2 separate regions of the Homo sapiens genome follow, and region 1 is linked to region 2. Evidence: read pairs that join two places in POLR2A ChIA-PET (ENCODE). Cell type or tissue: endothelial cell of umbilical vein. All regions are shown on one strand. Links, peaks and the distances in the headings refer to the core of each region. The heading gives the core; the rest is flanking DNA.

What was found. ChIA-PET counts read pairs that join two places held together with the same protein. Peaks named below come from ENCODE experiments on the same cell type or tissue, not always from the same donor. Only the 100,000 strongest peaks of a DNase experiment are listed, where the experiment ranks them.
Region 1: POLR2A ChIA-PET joins it to region 2 with 5 read pairs; 3 of 35 experiments call an interaction of 5 or more read pairs at or near these places.

The regions. Positions count from the first base shown.
Region 1 is chr1:201,622,158-201,630,518 of GRCh38, forward strand. It overlaps NAV1 (neuron navigator 1), which reads left to right. Exons shown (of 34, transcript NM_001389617.1): 3 at 696-1,449; 4 at 7,247-7,350. The coding sequence starts at 728. It overlaps LOC124904482 (a long non-coding RNA gene), which reads right to left. Exons shown (of 2, transcript XR_007066789.1): 1 at 8,202-8,361. Among named protein-coding and RNA genes, the nearest start is that of NAV1, 87 kb to the left of the region's middle. RefSeq lists a silencer at 38-422 and an enhancer at 6,280-6,781. In endothelial cell of umbilical vein, for the core only: no CTCF peak of the experiment used is centred there; a DNase peak (open chromatin) is centred at 3,134.
Region 2 is chr1:201,492,202-201,500,562 of GRCh38, forward strand. CSRP1 (cysteine and glycine rich protein 1) reads right to left here. Exons shown (of 6, transcript NM_004078.3): 2 at 3,991-4,103. The coding sequence starts at 4,102. Among named protein-coding and RNA genes, the nearest start is that of CSRP1, 11 kb to the right of the region's middle. In endothelial cell of umbilical vein, for the core only: no CTCF peak of the experiment used is centred there; DNase peaks (open chromatin) are centred at 1,080, 2,270 and 3,820; H3K27ac peaks cover 3,163 bases.

The sequences.
Region 1 (8,361 bases), core at 61-8,060, 130 kb after region 2:
GGTAGGGAATGGGCTGGAGAGGAAGACTGTGAGCCAAGTGACAAATGCCCAGTGACTATGGGGGTGGGGACAGCAGGGAGGGCCCAGGGAATGGCAGGAGCCTCAAGGGGCAGCATTTGCCAATTTACAAGTTTATGATCTGGGGGGACTGTGATTGGCCCTCCCACCCTTGGGCCCCAGCAGCATGTGGAAGAAGGTTGCACTGCACTGGAGAGTGTCCTATGAAGAGAGCCAGGGGTCAGCTGCAGTGATGAGAGGAAGGAACATGCAGGGCAGAGGCCGAGAGCATGAGGAAACTTGTTTAGTGTGGAGGACATTCTAGACTCGGGGTACTAGGAAAGGCCTGAGGGGGAGGAGCTGTGAGAAGGAGAGTCTGTCCCCAATCAGTGAACAGGAACAGAGTCAAAGAAAGTTAAATGAAGCCCATTTGTACAGCACATTGCAATTCACAAAGCACTTTCCCATATGTGCTTGCAGATGAGCCTCATAACAGCTTTTCAGAGCAGAGAGGGAAAGGGATTTGCCCAGAGTCCAGCGGGTAGCCAGTGACCCAGTCACAATGCGAACCAGGAGTGCCAGTGCCCAGTCTGGGTGCTCGAGCCTCCCCACAGACCCCAACATCCTCTTTCTACACTCAAGGATGGAAGCTTGTGGGGATGTGCCTGACGGTCTTTTTTTGCCCTCTCTCCCTGCAGGACAGTAGCCCACACTTCCAGCCTTGCAGACCATGAATGGGATGGCCAATGTGAATCCCGCCAGCCGCCCTCACTACGCCTCCGCCATCCCGGTGCCTCGTGCCTCTTCCCAGACCAGGATTCCTACACCGGGCGCTTCTCCCCAGCTGCGGCCACGCCAGGCCGGCCTGGCCCTGAGCCCACAGAGAGCAGCCTCCCCCAGACTGGGAAAGGCTGCAGGTCCTTCTAGAAACTCCTCTCCTAGGGCCTTCCGGGGGAGAGGCTCTCCCAAGTTTGCTGGGGCGGTGAGGGAGTCAGCTGAGGATGGGGAAGGCCCCTTCAGCTCCCCATGGAATAGTCCCAGGACAACCCCGAAAGCAGCCCTCTCCAGCCGGGCTGGATCCGGAAGAATTGGCGAGAGACAAGGCACCCAGGGAAAGAAGAAAAAAGCCCAGGAAGGGACTCCAGTCTGCCAGACCCGGGGCAGAAGCCCTTCTCGGACGAGCTTTCACGGAGAAACTCAAATACCAGGGGCTCCGGAAGGTCGGAAGCCTCCAAGCTGCCCAGGAAAAGACCAAAGAGATATAAACTACAAAAGTTCTGGGACCCCCAGGTCTTTGGAGCCTGATGAGGGGGCAGCTTCGTGGGCTTCCTCTCCAGTCTGCAGCCCAGTGCAGGGCAAGCGCCCCTCTCCCTCTCCGGGGGCCATTAGCTTCTCCTCAGTCCATCAGCAGAGTCAGCCAGTCACAGCCACGGTGGCCCCCTTCCAGTACAGGTGAGCTGGGGAGCAGGCAGGGAGGGAAGGGGGAAGAGCCATGCTGGGACCAAGGGGCAAGCCGGAAGAGGACAGGGACCCTGGTGATCAGTGGCTGGTAAAGACCAGAGGGCCCCAGGCGATACAAAAAGAAGTTAGGTAGGTGGAGGCCTACAGAGTTGGGGGCTTGGAGAGCTGAGATGGGATTGGGACCATAAAAGGGGACGCTGACTGAAGCTCTGATCTTTCTCGACTGTGGGGAATCCACAACAAAAAGAGTCTCATAAGGAGGGTACCCCTAAAATGTCCATTTTTGCTCTCTGGAACAATATAAAGATTGGGATGTCGTGGAAGCTTAAGCAGCTAGATACATAGGCAGTGTCAGTCTCACCCAATTCATTGTGGGACATTTGCCAACATTGTGAGTTAGACCAACTCTATTGGCTTGGGCACTGCGCCTTTACTTAGTAAGTAAAATCTACACTGCTTGTTGCACTCATACCTTGTACCTGTCTGTCTGTCTCTCACTCGTTTGCTCACTCCATTTGCTATAGTGCCTTGTGCATATCTGCTTATGTGCCTGGCATATCAGGAATTAGTAATGCTTTAGACAGACAGGTGTTGACATCCTTGTTGGTGGAGGTGGCCAGTCCAGTATTCACAACAAGATGGCCAACAAGCTAGTACATCCAGCTTTTTTCAGACACTGCAAGTTGATTGCATAGAAAAACAAACGCTTAGTCAACTACGCTTTTTTTTTTTTTTTTTTTTTTTTTGAGATGGCATCTCACTCTATCGCCCAGGCTGGAGTACAGTGGTGCGATCTCGGCTCACTGCAACCTCCGCCTCCCAGGTTCACGCCATTCTCCTGCCTCAGCCTCCCAAGTAGCTGGGACTACAGGCGCCCACCACCACACCTGGCTAATTTTTTTTTGTATTTTTAGTAGAGACAGGGTTTCACTGTGTTAGCCAGCATGGTCTCGATCTCCTGACCTCGTGATCCGCCCACCTCAGCCTCCCAAAGTGCTGGGATTACAGGCGTGAGCCACCGCACCCAGCAAACTATGCTTTTTTTAAAAAATAAAAATATAATTATACTAAAAAGACTTCAGTAAGTACACTAAATTTTAATTACTAATTATTATATAGTTTAGAAATGCCCAAATGCAAATTAAGTATCTTCCTGACTAAACTAACTTCCTATATTTTTTCCCCTATGCTAATGGAAGGAGAAACTCTCACTTATATTTTGGGCATAGAAAAGCTTGTACATCATCCCTTACACACCAGGGACCTCTGAGGCATCAGAGCGGCTGGAGGTGGGGGTAGGGAACCACTAGGAGCTTTAACCTTCAGCAGAAGGCAACTTGTGTATCTTAATCTCTGAAAAATTGAATGCAATTTAATATTACAGGACTAGGCCTTTGGAGTTCAGGACAAGGAAGTGAATGGTCCCAATACACTCTGCACATGTTTAGGCTTCATTTAGACTGTTACATTCAGTTGTGAACACCACGTTTTAAAAGGACATCGACATACAAAAACACATGTAGAGCAAGACTGACACGTTGCTGGGGGATCAAAAAAGGTGTTATAGGATGATGAAAGGAACTGAAGAAGTTTGCTTTGGAAAGGAAGGCTTAGAGAGGGTCTGAGCACTGTTTTCAAATATTTGAAGGGCTGTCATGTTGTAAGATGAATTAGATTTACTTGGTGCAGCTCCAAAGACCTGACTCATCACCATGGTGGTTAGAAGTTAGTTCAAGACAGATTTGAGGCTCAAGAGCAAGAACTTTCCAAAAAGTAGAGAGGATTACAAATTGACCGGAAGGCAGTGAACTCCCTGTTATTGCAAGAATTCTGACTTCACAGCCAAAGGGAGGTCTTACCAGGGTGACCCCTGGCTCTCAAAGCATATCTTCTGCCTGACTGTACTGCCTGCAAAGTGCACTGATGCTTCTTTTCCTAAGGGGCAACTCACTTACGTCCCCTTGTGACTTTCTTTACTTCGATTCTGAAGCTGATGAGAGAACTCAAGAAGCAGAAATGCAGGGCAGGCCTTCCTTTGAATGGCCTTTTTCCAATTAGTAAAATGTTTCCCTGGTGACTCTTTGACTTTCTTCTCCTACCTGATTCCCTTCATTTTGAATTCATTCTTTGGGAAAAGTGTCTAGGCATTAAATTGTTTAAGATTTTACATTATCTACCTTACAAGTCCCTTGGTATATTCAGAACCTGACATTTTCCAAAGAGCTCAGAATTCTTCATTCAAATATTTTAATGCAGCTTAAACAGAACCATGTTTCCTTCATTCAGCAAACATTTATTGCATGTTTGCATTTTAAACAGAAATGGAAATGTGTCACACCACCCTACCTCCTAGACCCTGCCCCTTTCAGTCTCTGGATTAGGGTTGGAGAGAGGGTCATGGCACAAAGACCTGACTCATCACCATGGTGGTTAGAAGTTAGTTCAAGACAGATTTGAGGCTCAAGGGTGCGATTAGGACCAAGGACACTCCGAGATGCTGCACGCCAATGGGCAGGCACCCAGCACACTCTGCAGGGCCTAGAGCTGCTGCCATGGCAGCTCTGCCAAGGGCCAGGCTGGGCCACCCTTCAAAGCTTCATAGCCAAGGAGGTGCCATCTGCTTCCTAGAATCCACAGACATTGTGTTTTTGTGGAAATCTCTCCTCCCTCCCTGCCACCCGCCCCAGCACCTCAGCCTTCTGCAAAGCCCCAGTGGAATGCAGAAGCAGAGGTCACCTGCTTCCCTCCCCATCTCCAGCCTGGTCATGCCTGACCTGCTTCTCCAGGGAATGAATCTTGCAGCCATCTTCTCCCCTGCCCCATCCTCCACAGCCCTCTCTTTTCAAGGGCCTTGGTGTGGCCTTCCCAGTGAAGCTTGTCTCCTCTCATCCATCACTTCCCTTTGGACCCAGAGAAGGTGCAATCCCCTGTCCGCTCTCAGGAGACCCTGGTCTCACACATCTAATTCCATCACATCCTCAACCTCATCCCTCTCTGCTATCCTGGAAGAGAGCCACAGCAGCTTCACCACAGCCCTTGCTGACTTTTCCCAACTGCCAGTGCACCCTTTACCACCTCCCTAACCCCCAACAGTTCTCTTCTTCCTGCATTGGGTGGGCCTTGGGTTGGACTTCAATTGGAACTATGGTTAATGGTATCAGGAGCGTAGGGTTACTGGTGTCACTACTGCAATTTTCTTCTCTCTGGTTCAACCTCTGCCTGACTTCTGGCATACAGAGTGCTGTCCACTCAGGCTGAGAAGTGAGGGCGGACATGGAGGCCTGGCCATGTTTGGAGAGATGGAGGCAGATGTGGATAAAAATACAGAGCTGACTGAAATTAGAGATAAAGCCTGCCTTCCTCAATGTTTCTGCCATTGGAGTTTCTGGCCCATATGACTGATGTAACCTCACCCACTCTTGCATCATATTAATGGCAGCAACAATCGTGACTGTAACTATTTCTTTTTTTGTTTTTAGTCTTTAATTTATTTACTGGAGACAGATTCTTGCTTTGTTCCCCAGGCTGGGGTGCAGTGGCACAGTCATAGCTCACTGTAACCTCAAACTTTTGGGCTCAAACAATTCTCCTGCCTCGGCCTTCCAAAGCTCTGGGATTAACAGTTGTGAGCCACCACCCTGGCCTATTCCTATTTTTCTTTTTCTTTTTTTTTTTGAAATGGAGTCTCACTCTGTCGCCCAGGCTGGAGTGCAGTAGCACGATCTCGGCTCACTGCAACATCCACCTCCCTGGTTCAAGCGATCCTCCTGCCTCAGCCTCCCGAGTAGCTGAGATTACAGGCATGCACCACCAAGCCTGGCTAATTTTTGTATTTTTAGTAGAGGCGGGGTTTCGCCATGTTTGCCAGGCTGGTCTCAAACTCCTGACTTCAAGTGATCCATCCGCCCCGGCCCCCCCACCCTAAGTACTGGGATTATAGAAATGAGCCACTGCACCCGTCTGCCTATTCTTATTTTTAACACTGGTTATTGCATACCTGCTCTGGCCCAGACGCTGTGCTTAGCTCTTTACATATATGATGTTAATCAATGAAACAGTTGACACATTATATAGAATTCCCTCTCCCCAGTAGAATTTTCTGTTACTTTCTCACCAATATGTTGCATCCCCTACTTCAAAATCCCAGGTCCATTCTAATTTCTTCCAAGAAACCAACCAACCCCAGTCTTTCTTTATCCCCTTGGCACTTGTGTACTTGGACAGACATTTAATTGACAATAAGAGCCTGGTGCAGTGGCTCACACCTGTAATTCCAGCACTTTGAGAGGCTGAGGTGGGCAGATCTCGAGCTCAGGAGTTCGAGACCAGCCTGGGCGACATGGCAAAACCCCATCTCTACAAAAAATATGAAAATCAGCTAGGCGTGGTAGCTTGAGCCTGTAATCCCAGCTACTTGAGAGGCTGAGGTGGGAGGATCATTTAAGCTCAGGAAATCAAGGCTGTAGTGAGCCTTGATCATACCACTGTGCTCCAGCCTGAGTGACACAGTGAGACCCTGTGTCAAAAAAAAAAAAAAAAAAGAGAGACAGTAGTACATGGCGATTGTCCCCATCATACCAAGCACCCCCAGGGGCCAGGATGAGGCCTCCTGCTTTCTCTAACGACACCCCACCCTGCACTATCCCCATCATTCACCTGAGGGGCCTGAGATACAAAAGAGCTCAGCACTGCCTAAATAGCTTAGAAAAAGCTGAGCAGAAGCAGCAAACACCTCACAACCCTAGACTGTAAAACAGATCCCAGCCTTGAGGGGCATCTTTTCACCCCATGATGGAAGCCGGACCCAGAGAGGAGAAGAGATCTACTCCAGGTTATACAGTGAGTTAATGGCAAAATTGAGCCCAGAGTCCCGGCCATCTAGGCATTGAAAAAAGTGAAAACTGGAGAGAGAGAAAGACAAATCTCAGTGGCACTGGAGACTCTCAGGGTTCCATGGCCCAGCCCTTCAATTTCCCCTCCTGCCTGCACAGCCCTCCCCTCCCCCTCCTGCCAAGCTGCCAAAGTCTCCATTTAGCTGGAGACAGCGGGCGGATGGGTGGGCGGGCCAGCTCCCAGAGCCTAGGGTAATTGCCTATAATGAAAGCTCCCACAGCCTTTGTTCCTGGGAGCAACTGTACGGTTGAGGTTGTGCTCAGAGGTCTGTGTGCACTTGGGAGCTGGTGCCCAGAGACCTCACCCTTCCTTCCTGCTACCACAACGGGCCCAGCAAGAGACCTGTCCTCCCGGGAGTCACTGTGATTGCAGCTGAGCCTACTCCTCCTTCTTTCCTGACCTACAAGCTGCCTGGACTACGAGCAAGCCCAAAGCCTGTGTGCCCCCTGAGCTACCAGGAATCAGTGACTTCAGCTTCAGAGGGAGCTCTTCCCTGTGTATATGTACATGGCTGTACATACATGCTCATCCTGAGGGCAAGGATCCTGGCAAGACAAAGGACCCAAGGCCTGGAGTTGCTAGGGTATCCCTCTGCCCTATAAGTGATAACGTTCCTGGGAAATGGGTAGACTGTAGAATGTCAAGGGGTGACAAGCATCGGGCATCCCAGTATCCTCTGGGGCTCCCTGCCTGGCGCAGCTTTGCACAGAAGGCCTGCTGCCTGCTGGAGGGCAGGCATGTGCACATACCCATCAGGGAGGGGCTGGCCCTGAGTGGTGCAGGGCACTATCAGAGAAGAAGAACCAAGTTCTAAGAGGGTTTTCTTAGCCCCATGGAGGGGCTTAGAGACCAGGACATCTCTACCATGAGTGACTACCCTTTCTTGGTCCCACAGGTTGCAAACTGACCAGAAACCTGGCCCCCTCTCCCAGGGCAGCTGGCCCCTTGATGGCTATGCTGAGCCCCTCCATGAGACTGAGGAGAGCTTCTCCTGCATGGGTAAGTGATCTGGGGGAGACTTCCTCCTAGGGTCGGGAGGCCACTGTGCTAGAGCTGCCTAGATGGAAGAAGAAGTGACCTAGGCTGGATGGGTCCATCTCTTGACAAGGAGACATCAACCTGTGAATTGCACTTTGAGTTTTCATCATGCTTGACTCAACCCAGGGTTGGTCCATCAAACCCAGGAGCCTTTTAGGGGCAGCATAGGGAAGTGGCCAGGGGATGCCCAGGCTATGGGAGTCACTGCATGTGTGTGTCATGTGAGAAGTCCTGACACAAAGGTAACAAGCTGGGAGTGAGAGCCAGGTTCTGAGTGGTGCCCAGGTTGAAAAATGAAGGTGCTGGAATTAGGGAGGCAGGCCAGAGCCATCTGGCTTGCTGCCTGACAACACTTCCCCTTCCAGGACCACTTTTAACAGGCCACTCCCACACATGTCCCCTTCCCCGTGTCATCCTGTAGTCATGAGATATCACCTGAGGCTCAGGCATGTGAGATTCACCAGGAAGATCCCTAAATTTCAAATACAGCAATATTCAATAAGGGCAGAGACCCTGACAGTCTCAGATGCATCTTCAGGTGCTCAGTGTCTCTGAATAAATGAATGATGCATGGATGAGTGAGTGTCTTGGGTACCATAGGTCAGGCCCTAAGTGGGTCAGATTCAAAACTCAGCAGCACTTACGGACGTGTGCTGATTTTCCTACAACATTAAAAAAGTATCTAGAGGATGGCTATGATTCACACCAGGGGTACATGAGGCTGCACACTGCAGGGAACCAGGTCAATCCTTTACTTTCCCAGACAAAGGGAAACTTGCCTCAACAAAGTAATAAATTTCCTTTTCACAAACCTGAGATTGTCCAGAGGGCTTGTCTCCCAGCTTTGTCTTGGTGCCCTGCTCCAGCGGGCCAAGCTGGGGCTTAGAACACAGCCTGACCCTGAGATCACCGGACAGGATGGTATACTGCTTCTGTCTTCTCTGTGCCCTGCTGGGCAGGTGGCCAGATATC
Region 2 (8,361 bases), core at 299-8,298:
GGGGGAACAGAGGTGTATTTTGGCTGATCTCTCCAGTAGGAGACCCAGGAACTCAGCCCAGGGCAGACCTCAGGGCCTGCAAGTTGACATCTTCCAGATGGCTCCCCTGCCGAGGACCTCCCTGCTCCTTTCTGCTTTGCCTTGGCCCTTCTGTTCTCCCAGAGGCCCAATCCTGCCCATCGTGGCCCTCTGCCCCTCTACCTCCATCCAGGTGATATACTGAGAGACTCTGCAACTCACCAAAGTCTTTGTAAGATCCACCAAAGACTCAATCAAGGGGAATTTTAAAGGCAGGCCTGAATAAATTTCTACCATATCATGGTAAGCCAATAAGGGGAAAAGAAAAAAAAAAGACTGGATTTGTTGGAAACACATACTTCCAGATGCCACTTTGGTGGGCCCTTGTGATACTGCTTGGAAATAAAGGGAAAAGGCAGCCCCAGGGGAGAGGTCAGAGCCCCCTTGCCCCACTCAGAAATAGAGAATGATTCTCTGCTTCTGGAAGGAAAACCGAGGCCCACAAAACAGTTCCAGATCACGTGTTGGCCAGATGCAGGGCCAGGCCAGAACCCAGCCCCTGACCTCCAGACCTGGTGGTTTTCTGCCAGCCATTGCTCCCCTCCAGTGGGCCACACATGTGGGGCCAAGAGGGTGAAAAGTGTCAGTAAGTCTCAGCCTGCAGGTGAGGAGACGCTGGTGTCAGAAAGTGTGCAAGGCTTCCGTGAGCTTCCCCTGTGCTCTTGGATTCTAGGGAACAGCCCAGGGCCAACCTGTGGGGCCCTGTTCCATCGGCCACCATCACAGAGTTCTTCTTTCCTCAGGGCTGGCTGCTTAACCCACCTTCCCCAGCAGGGAGCTGGGTACAGCTCAGAGATGGGCACATAACCTCAGGGCAGGTTCCCAGCCACGGAGCTGAGCTTTCCCACCAGCCTCTGAACCACCACCTGCTCATAGGATCTGGCAGCCCCTTTCAAGACCATGGGAGTATACTGTAGGCCCTCTCAGTCCCTGGTCCCAGGCCAAGCCCAGGGTGGAGGTCATTCTCCCCACCTTTGCCTATGACATCATCATGTCTTCCTCCCGCCCATTCAGACACTCAGGAAAGGGCACTGATATGGTTTGGCTGTGTTCCCACCCAAATCTCTCCTTGGGCCAAATGGAGATAATTGAATCATGGGGGCAGCTTCCGCCATACTGTTCTTGTGATAGTGAAAAAGTCTTACAAGATCTGATGGTTATATAAATGGGAGTTCCCCCATACAAGCTCTCTTGCCTGCTGCCATGTAAGACATGCCTTTGCTTCTCCTTTGCCTTCTGCCATGATTGTGAGGCCTCCCCAGCCATGTGGAACTGTGAGTCCATTAAACCTCTTTCCTTTATAAATTACCCAGTCTCAGGTATGTCTTTATTAGCAGCATGAGAGTAGACTAATACAGGCATGTAGGTGGGCAAGCTGAGTAGAATCTGGAGCCAAGAACCCACATGGTCACAACTGCTTTTGGGGACCCAACCAGGCCTGGCCAATGAGGGAGATGGCCCTTACTGCCCTTGGCCCAGACCTGGCTAGCCTCTCCCTTCCTCGGGAGGGAAAGTCCTTTGATTCAGTGGGCACCCTGAATGGGGTGAACACTTATCACCCACTTCACTGGAAAAGAGAAATGATGTGCCTTCCATTCATAAACAAATCTTTGTCAGGAACCCACTTTGTGCCAGGTGCTGTGTTAGGCATGATGAATGAGCAAGTTGTGGAGATGGCTCAGCCTGCTGGGACATGTGCAGTGCTAGGGGGTCCACTTGGTGCTCTGATATCCAATAGCTGCACTGGCCCTGAGACCCTAGCGTGACCTGAGACTGCTTCCTGCGGCTGCTCATTGCATAACACCCCCGCACCCCGCCAAGAGCCCTGCTCCCCAGCCTGACTTTCTACAACTGTTTCTCATCCGCAGCGCCCCTCACACCCTGCCCCAGGCCCTGTTCCTTCCTTCCTATGCCACCCCCTGAATTCCTGACTTCCCTCAACCCTCTGACCGACTACTCCTCCGTAAACAGGTCTGCAGGCAGGCACCCCCGCCCACAGCTGACCCCTTATGGTCAGTGATTAAGCAACATCTGAGAGCAAAGAGAGGGGCCCTTAGGACCCCAGCAGCCTAGACCCCCTTCCCAGCCAGCACCAAGCTCTCTCTTATTCCCTCTGGAAAGATAAACGGCTTGGAAATTCCTAAGAGTAGTGAACTGCTGATAACAAGACGCTGCTGTTTCTGGCCTCCTTTGCAGGCTGGAAGCCAACAAAGCTCCACTAAACCTTGTTTACTCCCCATTCATCAGACGCAGCCCTGGAGCTGTCACTCCAGGCCCGGCTGAGCAGGATGTGGGGCCCCTGCTGCCCTGTGCGGGGTGGCCTCAGGTGGGTCTACCTAGCGACAGGCAGAGATGCAAACGTCCATTGAACAGGTGGCTCTTGGCCCATCTGTATCCTACTCTGGAGCACAAATCATGAAACTTTGCTTCGTGTAATGCAGAACAGACAGGACCCCATTCTTGGATCTCCCCATCTTCAGGGGCCTCAGACCCTGGTGAGGGCTTCTTTGTATCACACCATCTTGCTACAGATCCCTCAGCAGTGTGCGTGTGTGTGTGTGCGTGTGCACGTGTGTGCGCATGTGTGTGTGCATATCATTTCTTCAACACTCATAATCATTTTAAGTGCTTTGTCTTACAAGCTTCTTTCATTTTAATTCTCACAACAATCCCATGAGGTAACTATTATTACCTCCTCCGTAATAATGAGAAAACTCAACCAGAGAGAAACTGAGTAACTTGTCCATCATCACACAGATAATAAACACCGAATCTTTTTTAACTAAGACATTCTTCTACCATCCATTCTGCCTACCATCATGGGGAATGTACCTTGGCGGGCACAGTGGCTCACACCTGTAATCCCAACACTTTGGGAGGCTGAGGTGGGCAGACTGCTTAAACCCAGGAGCTCAACGCCACCCTGGGTAATATAGGGAGACCCTGTCTCTCTAAAAATTTTTTTTAAAAATTGGCAGAGCATGGTGGCATGCATGTGTAGTCCTAGCTACTCAGGAGGCTGAGGTGAGAGGATCATTTGAGGTGGAGGCTGCAGTGAGACACTGCACTCCAGCCTGGGTGACAGAGTGAGACTCTGTCTTAAGAAAGAAAATGCACCTTGCTGAAGTTGCCTCTTCTTCTAACCCAGACCTTCTGCTCTGATCACAATGAACCAACTCATTTAGGAACCTGAGGAGAGGCTTCACCAAGTTGCCACATCCTGGAAACATCACCTGGCCCAGGTACCAGTGGGTGCAGCATCACGGTGTCAGGATCCCTGGGTCGACCTGACCTCTGTCAGTTGCTTGGTATTCTTTTGTCTGATTTCTTACTCATCTAGGCTTATGACTGGAGCAAACCTTGCTCTGGCTTCTTAGGAGTAGATATCAGGGAACTTTGTACTCCCTCTTCCTCTCATCCCAGGCTGAGTGGGAATGGGAAGTGAAGAACTGAACAGGCCAGCCTGCAAGGGGCTGAGGAAGGAGGAGCCCCACTCTTCCTCCAGATTCAGCTTCACCATGAGGTTGTGGCCTCTGTTGCCTTTGAACAAGAGATAATTAGGGTGCAAAGGGCTGAAAGTGTTTTCCTCTGAAATGGTGAAATCATGACAGGGAGAGAGAGAAGAGAGAGCTGAGTGGAAAGTTTTCTTAACCAAGTCTTTACAGCTTGGCTTTCAGCCCCTGAACGCCTGCCACCCCGACCCGCTCTGGCCAGTTCATCCCTTAGAAAGAAGCTTCTGAACGGAACAAAGAGGCCCTGAAGTGTTTCCCTGCCCAGCTGCGCTTCAGCCAAATGTCAAGCTGTTTACATCCCATGGGATCAGTTCCCTGGGGTGTTGACAGGCCCAGCCTGTGGGGGCAGGCCCGTCCAGGGTGTCCAAGGCAACAGCAATAGGGCCTGGGGCGTACTCACTGCACAGGAAGCAGGATTTATGGAAGCTGTTGCCTTCGCACTGAACCTCTTCGGCAAAGTAAACCGTCTTCTGACACACCCCACATTTCTTGCCTCCTCCCCAGTTCGGCATTCTGAAAAGGGACACAGAAATGGGAATTAATTTTACAGGGAGATGGAAACATCTCAGATTGTCCACGACAGAAATGCAACAGCCAGATCCAGAGGAGAGAAAGACAAAAGTAGAATGCCTGGGGGGCCACCAGGCCTGGCAGAGCACTTTCTGCTAGCTCTCGACAGCAGCCTCGCACGTTCTCGGGGATTTCCTCCCCCCAATCTAATCAACAGGTCTTTACAGAGCAGCTGCTGCATTTTCAGCCCTGTGCTAGGCACTCTAAAGGATGTGGATCAGCAGAAGAAGCAGGCTTTATAAAGAAGGCTCCAGCTGCAATAAAAATGGACTGCCTACCCCTACACACGTCAACATGGACGGATCTCAAAGAGAATGTGGAAGAAGCAGACAGACCAGAGCTGGGAAAATGCAAGTCCATTTGTAGGAAATTCACAAATGGGCTAAACTCATATTGCCAAGGGATGGACATATAGGTGGAAAAGTTACTACAGAAAAGCAAGGGAATGATGATCACAAGCTTTTACCTTAGAAGAGTTACCTCTAAGAGAGGGAAGGGACCATGACTGGGTTGGGAGACCAGGGAGGCTGGTAAGGCACTGCCTGGCAATGCTCTCCTTCTTAACTCAGGGTGGTTGTCATATGGGGGCTCACTTTATAATTATTCTTTGAACTGTACATGTAGGTTTTGTGCACACTTTTGTATATAAGCTATAGCTCACCACAAGAAAAAAGTTTTTTTTGTTTTGTTTTGTTTTTTAAATGCAGGGCTGGGCATGGTGGCTCACGCCTGTAATCCCAGCACTTTGGGAGGCTGAGGCGGGCAGGCCACCTGAGGTCAGGAGTTCCGGAGTTCCAGATCAGACTGGCCAATGTGGCGAAACACCATCTCTACTAAAAATACAAAAATTAGCCAGGTGTGGTGGTGCGCCCCTGTAATCCTAGCTACTCTGGAGGCTGAGGCAGGAGAATCACTTGAACTTGGGAGGCGGAGGTAGCAGTGAGCCAAGATAGCACCACTGCACTCCAGTCTGGGCAACAGAACAAGACTCTGTCTCAAAAAAAAAAAAAAAAAAAAAAAAAGGCAGGAGGTAGGCACACAGGGCAGTTATCAAACTTCAGAGTGAGGGGCTTTTGCAAAATCAGATTTAGTAACACCACCCCACATCTAATGAATTATAACCTCTGAGAATGAGATACTTGAGAGAATGAGGTACTTGAATCTGAATTTTTAACAAGCACCCCAGGCAAACAAAGCAGGTGGCCCAGACCAACTTTGAGATGCTCTAGGTGTTGGTTCAGAGCTGGCGTCCTGATGCCATGCAGGTTTGGCTCAATCTTGATCCTGCCACTCATTAGCTGTGTGACCTTGGGCAAGATAGTCAGTCTTTCCAAACCTTGATTTCTGTATCTGTTAAATAAGGATAAAAGCTGGGTGCAGTGGGTCATGCCTGTAATCCCAGCACTTTGGGAGGCTGAGGTGGGCAGATCACGAGGTCGGGAGTTTGAGACCAGCCTGACCAACATGGTGAAAACCTGTCTCTACTAAAAATAGAAAAATTAGTGGGGCGTGGTGGCACCTGCCTGTAATCCCAGCCACTCAGGAGGCTGAGGCAGGAGAATCGCTTGAACCTGGGAGGCAGAGGTTGCAGTGAGTCGAGATCGCGCCATTGCATTCCAGCCCGGACGACAGAGCAAGACTCCGTCTCAAAAAAAAAAAAGGATAAAAATAGCGACTTCACCGAGTATGTCTGGTGATTAAATGAGATATGATATGTCAAAGGCAAGGCACAGTACTTGGCACATATACAGCACACAGAAGTCCAAGTGATGCCTCAGGTCAGTGCCCACGTGGCCACAGAGCAGCACGGAAGGTAACACTAGTGAGTGTGGAGAACAGATGGGGCCTGCTTCTCTCCTTCCATTTCACTCGCTCACTCAACAGACGTGGCTGAAGGAGGAAGACCACCCTTCCAGCTCTTTCAACAGAAGTTCATGAGGGAAGGGCTATACAAAGCACCACCTACAGTGGGTACAGGCTTGGTGCCGGGGGTTGCCCAGGACTTGGTGAGTAAAGGACACAGGGAGGTGCCGGGAAATAAAGGGGCTGGGAGTCAGAGGGATCTGTTGCCTCAGGAGGCAAAGGAGCCTAAGGAGAGAGCTCACGGAACCTGTCACATGGAAATGTTGAAAACCGGGATGTGGCAACGAGAGCCCACCCTCCTGGTAACAGGGCTTGCACCAGCAGCTGGAGAGTCAATGTCAAGGGCAGAGGGAGATACAGTCTCCATTACTGGAGAGCTCCCATTTGAGGGTGACACGGGCCTCAGCTCAAGAAGGGATCCAGGTCACGTTCACCACTCTGTCCCCATGCTCTGCATAGCACTTGGCACGTGGCTGTTCATATAGGTGGCCAGGAAATAGCTGAGGAATGAATGAAGGATGCACTAATATCGAAAGCCACAGCTTCTGGGGCCATTTTCTCTGCATGGTGAATCTCTGCAGAGCCTGGCTCCTAGTGGAGGTGCTTGGTAAGCGTGTGCAGGCTGAGAGGCAGAGCTTACTGTGGGGAAGTGGTGTTAGTGATGCTGGGGGATCTAGGTAGACCATGCCTGCTGCATAAGCCCAGTTCTCCCTTTCCCAGGTTCTGGAGCAGCCGCACTTCCTCAGGCTCCCACACATCGCTGACATGCCCCGCAGGAATTTCTGTAACTGCTCACATCCCCATCTCTGTCTTCCTCAGATAACCCATGCGGCCTGAGCCCCCAGATCCAGGGACAGTCCCCATTCCCAGCCTCTGATGTTGCACTGTTCCTTCAGCCTCTTTCTGTACTGAGGACTGCTAGCTGCCCTTGTCAAGCAAAGGTTTGGAGCTGAAAACCGTACGATGTGAAGGACAGTTAGACAGGAACAGCAATCAGCAATGTGTGTTATGGTCGGCCTGATCATCGGCCATTTCCCCCTTCTTCCTTGCTACAAAACCCCGATTTTATTCAGGCCATTGAATGACTGGGGAGATGCCCCTTCCCCAGATGGAGGAACAGAGCCTCTGTCCCCTAAGCCAACCATGGAGATTCCATTCCCTTGCCAGTGGCTGGATCAGGAACAGGCTGAGACCATTTCTGGCCAGTGAGATGTGAGGGGAGGTCTGCTTGGGAAGCTCTTGTGAATAATGTATCCAGTTGTACAGACCCACACAAGCTCTCTTCTCCCTCTGATAAGGTGACTCAATGTGACCCTTGGAACTCAGCCATGGCACCCACACTGCCATGGACTGAATGCCTACTATGCATCAGATGGCTCATCTGCATCATCCCATTTCTTTATTTTTTCAAGATGGAGTCTCACTCTGTCACCTAGACTGGACTGCAGTGGCACAATCTCTGCTCACTGCAACCTCCATCTCCTGAGTTCAAGCAATTCTCATGCCTCAGCCTCCTGAGTAGCTGGGATTATAGGCGCCCGCCACCACCACCATACCCGGCTAATTTTTGTATTTTTATTAGAGACAGGGTTTCACCATGTTGGCCAGGCTGGTCTTGAACTCCTGACCTCAAGTGATCTGCCTGCCTCGGTCTCCTAATGTGCTGGGATTATAGGCATGAGTCACTGCTCCCAGCCACATCATCTCATTTCATCCTCATCATCCGAAGATAAAGAATGTATGCCCACCTTACAGACAAGACAAGCAAGGCTCAGAGCGGTTAGGCAAGTTGCTTATAGTCACACAGCTGGAAGAGATAGACCTGGGATTCTAATGCAAGCTCATCTATTTCTGAATCCTCTGGGTCCCAGTCACCATGCTGTGGCCCTTGCATATTTAAGAGGGGCTGCTCATGATAGGCATACAATACATCAGTGCTGGCCCTCTTCCTCGGCCTTCTCCTTTTCCAACCCCCTGAACCAGCAGGGGACATACTCAGGCCCCTAGGAACACCCCTAAGGGAGGAAAATTCCCCTAGCCACATGGTTGGGAGCCAGTTCCAAGCACTGTTTTGTTACAGACACAAAAGCCCTTCTCCCTCTGGGGGAGACCCACAGCTCCATACAGGCCTCCCCTTGTTTTCCCTGGCTCCGTGTCAGGGGCCCACATCCAGCAGGGCCCCAGGGAATCAAGAACATGGGCGGAGAAATGGGTGAAACCCAAGGACCTGCCAGTAAGGAAAATCTGCTCAGGACGTCTCTTAGCCAGGCTGCTCTTTTGAGCCTGGTCATTTAGTTAGGGCGAGGGTGGGGGGTCTCCCCTCAAGAGCCCAGTGAAA